2 separate regions of the Homo sapiens genome follow, and region 1 is linked to region 2. Evidence: chromatin contacts called from ENCODE Hi-C or POLR2A ChIA-PET data. All regions are on one chromosome and are shown on one strand. The core of a region is the stretch at or near the end of the contact, and the rest is flanking DNA. Distances in the headings are between cores, read along the strand shown.

Evidence for each region. Hi-C counts contacts between places; a loop is a spot of excess contacts on that map. ChIA-PET counts read pairs that join two places held with the same protein, here RNA polymerase II (POLR2A). Pooled maps may share reads with other maps.
Region 1: a loop to region 2 is called in a map of Right ventricle myocardium inferior, with 2.6 times the contacts of the local background. The contact joins the enhancer-like site here to the promoter of CHST13 in region 2. A Hi-C loop is called at or near these places in 14 of 168 maps with a recorded cell type or tissue (Right ventricle myocardium inferior, cardiac septum, heart left ventricle and 2 more) and 10 of 50 pooled maps. POLR2A ChIA-PET finds 5 or more read pairs at or near these places in 1 of 52 experiments (activated naive CD4-positive, alpha-beta T cell).

Annotation. Positions count from the first base shown.
Region 1 is chr3:126,571,594-126,577,191 of GRCh38, forward strand. The region is part of intron 1 of LOC105374090 (a long non-coding RNA gene); the gene reads left to right. Among named protein-coding and RNA genes, the nearest start is that of C3orf22, 15 kb to the left of the region's middle. Within about 2 kb of position 2,063, at least 3 of the 41 ENCODE cell types and tissues checked have a DNase peak (open chromatin) inside an H3K27ac peak, as active enhancers do.
Region 2 is chr3:126,521,053-126,526,649 of GRCh38, forward strand. It overlaps CHST13 (carbohydrate sulfotransferase 13), which reads left to right and starts at 3,103. Exons shown (of 3, transcript NM_152889.3): 1 at 3,103-3,377. The coding sequence starts at 3,281. RefSeq lists enhancers at 2,427-2,927, 2,928-3,428, 3,489-3,989, 3,990-4,490.

The DNA.
Region 1 (5,598 bases), core at 813-3,312, 50 kb after region 2:
AGTGAGTGGCATGCTGTCCCCTGCCCCACCACGCACTGCGGCAGGTGCTCCCCGCTGCTCACCAAAACCAAAGGCCATACCCTCTGTGCCTACTGTCTCAGGCCATGCCTGCCAACAATCCCCTGCTAGCTGGCCAATGGTGACATTCCCATCCTTCACAGGGGAGCATTATTCTCAAACAGGGATGTATGAGTCTATCGAACTCAGCACTTGTATTTCATTGTTTGTATCTGGTGCATTATTTTATACAAGTAATATGTGCATGTGGTCTAAAGAGACAAGAAGCCCTAAAAGGCTCACACGAAATACCTCTGCTCTCTGAACAGCCTTTTCCTTCTGCCAGGTCCCTTTCCCAGCAGCAGTGGTGTTTGTCTGGTTTGGTGTTTCTTATTGCTAAGCCATTGGGTGTAGCTGCTTTGGCTTCTTCCATGTGAGAGATCATCCGCTGATACCTGTTGTGGGAGATGAGGACTCAGCTGTTAAAAACCGGCCTCCATGCCCTATCTCATCCCCTAAAGCAATTACAGGAGAACTTCTGGATAAATCAGCATTCATCACTTACATTTCATGCCTGGGCAAACATCATCCTTTCTCATGGCTGGCTCTGCCTTACCCTCCACTTTCCCAGGGCCAGGATAGGTTTCTTGACCTTTCCCCTCTGGCTGCCCAGGCTCTCCAGAAAGACATTTTGCCTTCTCCTGGGTGGAGGGTACAGATCTGGCTTGCAGTGCCCTGGAGATCTTCAGTAGTCTCTTAATCTCTTCCAGGGGACTGGGAAACCCCTGTCCAAAAACCTTGTCTCCATGTTCCAGAGAGGACGCCTCTGCAGTGGTGTGGGAGCAGCAGCAAGCCAGCCCCACACTCAATCGTGCCCTCACAGGCTCCAGTGGCATCTGCTGCTCAGCTTTCAGCTCCGGCTGCCCAAGTCTCCTCTCGCTCAGGTCCCTCATCCAGCTCTGGCTTCCAGAGGTCAGCTGCTGCAGTCTCCTATCCTCCTATTCTTCCGGGTCTAGGCTTTCATGAAACATCCCGCTGCAATCTGAGAGGACCTTCGGTAGACAGTATTATTACATTTGTTTTCAATCCACCCTCTTAACCCAGAGGTCCACTTTATCTTATATATCTTTTCTTCTGTGCCATTATTATTATAATTCCTTTCTGTTTAAGGCAGTAAGATTGGTTTCCTTTTACGGTAGTTGTAAACCAAAAGTATCTCAGACAGGTCCCAATCAATTTTTGCCAAGGTTAAGGACACATCCCGGGAGACAGGTCTGTGCCTTTCTCCAAAGATGGTTTTAACAGCTTCAATATTTAAAGGGGAAAAGCCTGCTGGAGGGGACAGAGGGAGGGTATGGTCTCATTACTGAATCCACATGTTGCAAGAGAAAAGGAGCAGGTAGGGGAATGGTCAATTATGTGTTCATCCTGTGCTCACTATAAGATAAGGTGAACATGGAGTGAAGCTCTTTAACTTTTATCTGTTACTGTCTGCTCAGGAACAAAAGGAAAGGCTGCTTCTTGCACGACTCGGCTTTCAGCTTAATTTTTTCCTTTAGGCAGAGTGAATTGGGGTCCCAGTTTTATTTTCCTTTGTAAACCAAAAATAAAATTCTAAGGCTCCCCAACCATTTGAATAAACCCCTCCTCTCCACCAGGGCATTCCAAAGTTAACCAGAAAAACTGTTTTAGGACATGATGGGAAGGGAGCGTTGAACATGCTTCATCATACCATCTTCCTGTTAGCAGCGGTGGCGAATCAGTACAGGTCTGCAGCAACCTCAGTTCTTGCCTCCTCAGAGGAAAGAATTCAGCCGAGGGGCATAAGGCAAAGGGAGAGACAGAGGGCAGTTTGGAGCAGGAGTGAAAGTTCACTAAAAGGTTTATATACTTTTTATAAAGGTTTAGAGCAGGAATGACAGGAAGTAAAGTATACTTGGAAGAGGACAAGTGGGTGTCTTGAGAGATCAAGTGCACGGTTTGACCACTGACTTGGGGCTTACATGTTGGCAGGCTCCCGGAGGGTTGCATCCCTTCTCTGATTCTTCCCTTGGGACGGGCTGTCTGCATGAGCAGTGGCCTGCCAGAACTTGGGAGGGGCCACGGGTGTGGTGTGTTTACTGAAACCGTGCGCATGCTCGCTTGAGGCGTTCTTCCGTCCCAGTCAAGTGTTTTAAACTCCACCGTTTTGCCTCTTAGTGCACATGCTTGAACCCACTCGCCCAACTCCAGAGACCTTATCGGGAAGCTGCTGCTCACCAGCTTCAGATTGTATCTATCTATTGGGAGACTGCCTTTTCCTGGCGCTGGCTGCGACCAATTATTATTTTTAGAGAGACAGTTTCACAACTGCCTGACCATCACCTGATGGTGGCCTGACATTCCCGGTGGGGAGGCCCTTTCCTGCCATGCTCATGTCTGACTAGCTACCTATACTATAACACTCCTTTTTGGATTTCAGGAAAAGCTGACCAGCATTAACATCAACACAGACCTTAAGTGTGATAAGAAACATTTATATTCTATTCTCTCTGAAGCCTGCTACCTGGAGGCTTCATCTGCATGTTAAAATTTCGGTCTTCACAGCCCCTTATCATCGTAACCCAGATACTCCTTTCTATTGATCCCAGGTCTTTAGATAATAACTTAACTCTTTCAAACAACTACTAATTAGAAAAATTTTAAATCTACCTATAACCTGGAAGCCACTCTGTATATCTTACATGTTTTCGATTGATGTCTCCTGTCTCTCTAAAATGTATAAAACCAGGCTGTGTCCTGACCACCTGGGGCACATGTTCTCAGGATCTCTTTGGCCACTGGTCACCCATATTTGGCTCAGAATAATCTCTTCAAATATTTTACAGTTTGACTCTTTTCATTGACACCTTTCACATAGCAATATTGTTTCCTTTTAAAATACATATATTTAAGTACATATTCATAAAATGTGAGTTGATTTATAAAAATATTACTAGGTAGGGCAGGCGCAGTGGCTCACACCTGTAATCCCAACACTTTGGGAGGCCGAGGCTGGCAGATCACCTGAGGTCGGGAGTTCAAGACCAGCCTGACCAACATGGAGAAACCCCATCTCTACTAAAAATACAAAATCAGCTGGGCGTGGTGGTGCATGCCTGTAATCCCAGCTACTTGGGAGGCTGAGGCAGGAGAATTTCTTGAACTTGGGAGGCGGAGGTTACGGTGAGCTGAGATCGCACCATTTTACTCCAGCCTGGGCAACAAGAGCGAAATTCCATGTCAAAAAAAAAAAAAAAATTACTAGGTAAACAGTATAGGTGAAAAGTGACTGGTAGAAATCAGGAGTGATGGAAGTTTGGGAAACACAGCACTTAAGGAATTTTAAGGTTCCTTAGATATTTCTGAAATTTAATGATTTTGTAACTATTAGGAAAGTAAAGAAAGATACCTAAATCTCCAAATTTGTTTGATCTGAAATACCCAAATGATCATCTTAGTAGACTGAGAAAAGCTTTTGACAAAATCCAACACTCTTTAAATGATAAAAACTCTCAATAAACTAGGAATAGAAAGGAACATCCTCAACTCAACAAAGGGTGGCTGTGAAAATTCCACAGGGAATAGAACATTCAGTGATGAAAGACTGAATGCCTCCCCTGGGATCGGGAGGAAGGCACGGGGGTCTCTTCTGGCCACTTCCACTCAACATTACACTGGAGGTTCTAGGTCGTGCAACCAGGAAGAAAGAAACAATCCTGTCCAGATTGGAAAGGAAGGAGTACAATTATCTTTATTTGCAGGTGACAGGATCCGGTACCTAGAAAATTCTAAAGAATTCATTAGAAAAACTACCAGAACTAATAAAACTAGTTCAGCAAGATTGCAAGTTGTAAGATCAATATACAAAAATCAAGTGTACTTCTATATACTAGCAATGAGCAATCCAAAAATGAAATTAAGAAAATTTCATTGACGAAAGCATCCAAAAGAATAAAATATTTGAGACTAAGTTTAATAAAAGAAGTATAAGACTTGTACCCTGAAAACTACAATATATTGCTGAGAAAACTTCAAAAAGCTCTTATATAAATGGGGAGACATTCTATGTTCATACATACTGAGATTTCATCATTAAGATAAAATACTCTCAAAGTGATCTATATATTCCAGGCAAAATCCCAGAAACTGATAAGCTGATCCTAAAATTTATATGGAAATACAAAGAATCTAAAATAGCCAAAACAATCTCGGAAACGGACGAAATAGAAGGATTCACACTTCCCACTTTCAAAATGTAATACAGGGTTACAGTAATGAAGTAATGAAGACAGACAGTGTGTTACTGGCATAAGAATAACCAATGGAACAGAATTAAGAGTCCTTCTGGACTTACATTTATGACCAACTGATTTTTGACAAGGGTGCTGTGCAATTAAATGTGGAAAAGGCAATCTTTTTTTTTTTTTTTTTTTTAGAGACGGAGTCTCGCTCTGTTGCCCAGGCTGGAGTACAGTGGCGCGATCTCGGCTCACTGCAAGCTCTGCCTCCCAGGTTCAAGCCATTCTCCTGCTTCAGCCTCTCAAGTAGCTGGGACTACAGGCGCCTGCCACCCCGCCCGGCTAATTTTTTTGTATTTTTAGTAGAGACGGGGTTTCACCATGTTAGTCGTGATGGTCTCGATCTCCTGACCTCGTGATCCACCCACCTCGGCCTCCCAAAGTGCTGGGATTACAGGCATGAGCCACCACGCCCGGCCGGAAAAGGCAGTCTTTCAAGGGTACTCTGTCCAATGGTACTGGAACAATTAGATATATGCAGGCAAAAAAATGAACTTAAAAACTTACCTCACATCATACACAAAAATTACCAAAAATAGATCATAGACTAAAATATAAGAGCTAAAACTATAAAACTTCTAGAAAAAATGAGAAAAACTTTATGATTTTGCATTAGGCATAATTCTTAAATAAGATACCAAAATCATAATCCAAAGGAGGGAAAAACTGACAGTCAGACTTTATCAAAATTATAATTTTTGTGCTTCTAAAGACACCATTATAAAAATGAAACAAGCCACAAATGGGGAGGAAATATTTTCAAATCATATATATGGTAAATAACTGGTATCCAAATAATATAAAGAGCTCTTATCACCCAAAAATAACAAAACAAACAACCCAGTTAAAATATGGACAAAAGATCTGAAAAGACATGTCACCAAAGAAGGTATATGACTGGCTGAGAAGTACCTAAAAGGCCCTCAATATTGTTGGTCATTAGAGAAATGAAAATTAAAACCTCAGTGAGACACCACTCTCTACCCATTAATGCCTATTATAAAGAATTATTGCTGAGGATGTGGAAAAACTAGAAATTTCAATGGGTTCAAGCAATTCTTCTGCCTCAGCCTCCCGAGTAGCTAGGACTACAGATGCACGCCACCACACTCAGCTAATTTTTGTATTTTTAGTAGAGACAGGGTTTCACCATATTGGCCGACCTGGTCTCGAACTCCTGACCTCGTGATCCGCCCGCCTCAGCCTCCCAAAGTGTTGGGATAACAGGTGTGAGCCACCGCGCCTGGCCGTTCTGCCTGTTATTAAATGTGGTCTACGAACA
Region 2 (5,597 bases), core at 1,853-4,352:
ATGAGATAACACACATGAAGGGCTTAGAATAGTGCCTTGCACAGAATACGTGCCAGACAAGATGAAGTATTATTTTTCTAACGGTTTCCTCCATGAAAAAAAAAAAAGCATCATCTCTCACAGAGACAGCTCTGGCTCCTCTCCTGGCCTCCACCTCCTCCCTGCCTCCCACAGAGCAGCAGAGGTGCCATCTGTGATTCAACTGTTCTTCAGGGACGGCTTCCCTCTGTGCTTAGAAAAACCCACCCATGGGATCTGGACTCCCTGTCTGCCTCTCTGACTTCACCCATTCACTCTCGCCCACTCCAGAACCTCCCTGCTATTCCTGGGACAGGCGGTGGTGGTTCTAAAACATGCCCGCAAATTCCTGGGCACTGCTGGTGGGTGTGGCCCCACTCCTGAGTCTGGTCCAGCCTCAGCGATCTTTGGGTAACCAACAAAAGGCAGCCCCAGGCCAGGTCAGAAAATGGCCACACAGCCAGGCTCTGTGGGAGCAGCACACCGGGCCCCAGGCTGGAGGGTGCCCCGAGGATGTCTGGAGGCCAGAGGGTGGCCCAAGGAGACCCCCAGAATGGAGGCTGCCCCCAGGAGGACCCCAGGCCAGAGGGTGCCCCGAGGGCTGGAGGGTGCCCCAGGAGGCCCCCAGAATGAAGGGTGCCCTGAGGGGATCCTTGGATCGCTGCCCAGCAGAGCTTCCAGACGGACACCACCTGCCAGTGTGAGCCAGTGGGACACTGGGCCTGGGTGAGCCTCCCAGTGATGCAGTGCCAGCTGCCTTCTGACTGTGGCAGCCTGAGACTCCCATGAGCACTCAGCCAAGCCCATGCCCCAATTCCCAATACACAAAATTGTGAGCAAAATTTAAATGGTTGTCTTAAGCGGCCAAATTTTAGGGCAGTTTGTTACCTAGCAACAGCAACTGGAACATCACCTCAGGGCCTTTGCAATGGTACCTGCTGGCTTCTGCTCCCTGGAGTCACATCTCTGCTCCAATGCCACCTCCCCCAGGCCTGCCCCGGCACCCTCCTTGCACCGGACACACTTTTCATCCTGGTACCCGCTGTGTTTTCTTCACAGCAGCATTCACCGCTCTATCTCTCTATCCTGATTTTCCGTGCTTCCAATCTGTAATGGAAATGCTGTGAGGGCAGACACTGCATGGGTCTCACCCTCTCCACCCAGGCCTCAGCACGGAGTGGGTGTTCTGTATCTGTCGAATGAATGAATGAATGCGAGTCCCTGGGAGAGGGCGTCTTCGCAGGGAAGCTCCCTAGGCCCCGGGCGTCTAGCCAGGCATCTGCACCCTCCCACCCCAAGACCCAAGACCATCTCTTCCTTTCTCCAGGGACCCCATTTCCAGGGACATCTCCGGATGAAGGGCTGAGATGTTATTCCCAACTTTGGCCACCAGGTGGCAGCATATAAGGGCAAAGCGCGCTGAGGATTCCAGGCTGGCAGTGAGGCCAGGGAATGCCGGTCTGGGGAAATTTGGAAGGCACCTTTGGATGCGAGTTAGGTCCGGCAGGGAATGCAGATGACCTGGAATCCCTGGGTCCTGGGCCAGTCTGGGGGTGGGCTAGAGGTTCCCCAAGGCCAGAAAAGTCATGATAAGAAGCTTCTAGCTTACTGTGAGTCTGGACTCCCACCCCTGTCCTTTGAGAACATCATCACCATTTAAAGCTGTATCTCAAAACCAGCAGAACTATTATTTGCTTAATATTCTTCCTTAAATAGATCTTCCACAACTTAAATAAATATAGTAGGGAGAAATTTTTATTTCACCACTTTAACAGAAACCAGCCACTTGCCAGAAACAGGCAGTAACCATAAACAAATTAATTACTAATATCAAATACTTACCTGGCACTCACTGAGTGCCAGACACTGTTGCAAACATTTCCTGTATCTCATTTAATCTTCACAGCACTGAGGTTTAGGATTATCCCCCCGTACAGGAAAATGGGAAACAGAGAGGTGCAGTTAATTTCCTAATCTCCCACAGCAGTAAGCGGCACCAGGTGGGTTTGGAGTCACCACATTTTTCAAGAACAGTTTAACAACTGGAGCTTCGAGTGTGGAATAATAGACACTGGAGACTTGGAAGGGTAGGAGAGTGAGCGAGGTGGGAGGGATGAGGAATTACTTAATGGGTACAATGGACATTATTTAGGTGATGGTTACACGGAAAGCCCAGACCTCACCACTGCATATCTCCATGTAACAAACCTGCACTTGTGTCCCTTACATTTATACAAAAAACTCCAAAAAAAACCTACAGTGTAATGTAGTACCCTATCCCATGCACTCACACTGCTAAATGTTGTTTCCAACGCACTCATCCGCGCACCCAGTGCCAGCTGCACCCTCCCGTTCCCTGCTAGCCTGACTTCTGGGCAGCAAGACCCTGCGGTTAGACGTGGGCTCCTGCCCACAGGGCTAGCTGGATGTGTGTGTCTTTCAAAGGCTGGACTTTACTCTCACCTCGCCCCCTCCACCCCCCAACACACACACACACACACACACACACACACACACACACAGTCCCTGGCAAGTCCTCAGAGCTCACGTGGTGCCCAGAGAAGTTGTGGGTGACACGATGAGGCACAAGCTCCATTCCCCGGGGGATGTAAGCTGAGACCCTACCTCTCTGTGCAAAGGCTAGTGCCACCTGCATGAGCTAGATTCAGGCAGGACCTGGAGACCCTGGAGGAAAGCAAGGCTGCAGGGTAGCCTTGGGTCGGGGAGGGAGGGACACTCTTAGGCCTCTTACTGAGGGCGGGGGTCCCGGAGAGCCATGGACAGGGCAACGCTCTACTAGGCTCCTTGGTTCATCCCAGATCAGCCCTTGGGCCCCTGGCATCTAAGGCAGCAAAAAGGCAAGGGGACACCGCCCGGGGTGGGGCACGCCACCGCGACAATGCCTCTTGGCCTTGGGTGGATAATGGCACCCCTGGGCAAACCCTAGGGGCGGGGCCCAGAGGCGAGGGGCTTCCCCAATCAGTCTCCGCCCTAGCGCCCTGGACTTCGGCCCCATTCCATTGGGTGAGGGTGGGGGCACGAAAAGAGGAGCGGGCTTGCGGCCCCACCGTGTCCCGCCTCCTCAGTCCCCAGCGACTCGCAGGGGCTGGTGGGGCTGGGGTCCAGCTGCCGTGCTCCCCTGCCCTGCGCCGCGCCGCGCGTCTTGGTAGGCGCTGCGCTGCCGGGGCCGGGTCCTGGGCCAGTGCAACTCCGCCCCCAGCCGTATCCAGCGGACTGTCCTCCGCCGCGCGCCCGGCACAGCATGGGGAGGCGCTGCTGCCGGCGGCGCGTGCTGGCGGCCGCCTGTCTGGGCGCCGCGCTCCTGCTCCTATGCGCCGCGCCCCGCTCCCTGCGCCCGGGTGAGTGCCCGCCGGCCGAGCCGCGCACCCCCAACCAAACCTGGCTCCTCGCGCTTTCCACCGCGGCCTGACCCCTCGACAGCGCGGGGGACACCTGTTGTCTCCTTCCTGGCTGGGGCTAGGGGTGGCGGGCAGGGGCGCTGGTGAGGCACAGAAAGGCTCTAGACGCCCCCGCGAGCAAAGGCTCTTGCTCCTCCTCCGGAGTTACCTCCCCACTCCCAGAGCGGTGACTGTTTTGAGTCCCACAGCCGGTGCCTGGAGACCGGGGTCAGTTGTGGGGGGTAGAGGACAATTGGCCAATCCGGGAAGGCCATCTCCCTTACCTTCACCCCCTTCCCCTGCGCACCCCACGGCCCCTGGACATGAGCGCTGCTGGGCGCATGCGCATAGGAGGGGAAGCTTGGGCCACTCGGTCCGGTCCCTTGGTTGTCCTACTGTGCAGTGGGTGCCACTCCCTGCTCCACCCTGAAATCCACACTGGGTAGGGCTTGGGACTCCTGTGCACCCACTCGTGGTCTGGCTGGGGAAACTGAGGCAGTTAGTCATGACTCCGCAGAGCTGAGTGCCCTGGGCTCCACCGGTGCTGAGTCTTTGCTCTGAGTCTCTCCTCAGCTCATGTGAAGCCTCCCATCAACCCATTTCACACAATCTGAAGCGGGCCAGAGAGTGGGGAGACAGGTGTGGTGGCAACGTGCTGGCTATACAATCTACTTGGGACTGGAGGGGCCCAGCCAGCGCCCGGGTCTCCTGACCTCAGGGCTGTTTGCCTTTCCTTGTATGTGGTATGCGTGCTGGGTGGGACGACTCAGTCCGCCTCCCCACCCCCAGTGTGGGCTCTGAGAATCCTGGGCCCCACCCTTGGAACCTGGCAGACACAGTCCCAGGGAGTAAGTAACTAGGTCCAGGGTGGGCGGGGATGTTGGGCAGTGGGGGTGGGAGTGGCCCAAGACTTGAGGATATCAGGGCCTGGGGAGGCCTCTGCCCACTCCCCCTGACCCTCACACTGCCCCTTGCCCCTTGTGTGTCCAGACACAGCAGGTCAGACCTGGATGCCTCCCCAAGCCCATGGGATAGGGCTGGGGTGTCTCTTTCCAGCACCCCCACAACCCCTTCTGTGAGCTGTCTGGTGGTGTTGAGCAGACAATCTCCTGGCAGTCTGGGGTGTGGACTCAGTGTCTGTGGCTGCCACAGCCTCTGTCCACCGAGTCATTCAGTAGACAGATGTTTACCCAGTACTAAGACAGGGCAGAACTTGGTGGCTACTGGCCCCTCAGGGCTCAGCGTGGGATGTTAGAGGACACCTGAGTGCCTGGGTCCCGGGGAGTGTCTGCAAAGGAGCATACATCTTTGAGTGACTGCATGGAGTGTCTGCGTCCCCATGTCTCCGTGGGACACCTCTCTCCTGTCACCTACTCTACCCAGGTTTGAGGGATGAGAAACAAACCAAGGTACTAGTCACCTTCTGGGCTTTGTTCCTTCTGACCTCCCTCCCTCTCCTGCAGAGCCTGGGAAGAGACAGCAGGTGTTAGGAGGACGGCTCCGAACCTCCCTTCCCAGCCTCTGCGCAGGCTGGGCTCTCCACCTGGCCTGTCCTGCTCTTGGCCATGACCTCACCCAGCATCTCAGCATCTCTCTCTGTTTCTGTCAAGCGCTCTTGTACCTCTCCCATGGCCTGTCTCCAGCCATCACAGCTTTGTGAGTGACCTTGGGCGAGCAAGAGTTAATCAGACCAACCTATCCAGCCTCTCACACTGGCTTTTCTCTCTCCCAAGCCCTGAGCTGAAGCTTTGGCTGAGACTATGCTTGTGGGCCTGCAGGTGGCACACAGGGAGGGCACTCAGCTGGGAAAGGCCTTTTCCTGCCAGGCTAGTCCTGCTGGAGGGGCATCCCCTGCCCTTGGCCTCTGGAAATGGCCTCACGAGGGCCTGCAGTGTCTCTGCAGCCATGCCTGAGTTGGAAGGGATGTGGTCTGTGCCCTGTGAGGGCTTCTGGCCTGGGGATGAGGGCTCCAGAACTCAGGAGGGATTTCAGCCCCTTCTCCCAGGAGGGCAGGCCCAGCACTGTCCCCTCCTTCTCCAGAGCAAGAGGCCCAGCACTGTCCCCTCCTTCTCCAGAGCCAGAGGTGCTGCCGTAAGTTGGGCAAGGGGCCACTGAAGGGCTACTGGCTCAGGCCTGGGGCTCTTGCTACCCCAGGGAGCTCAGAGACATTCTAGTAGGGGG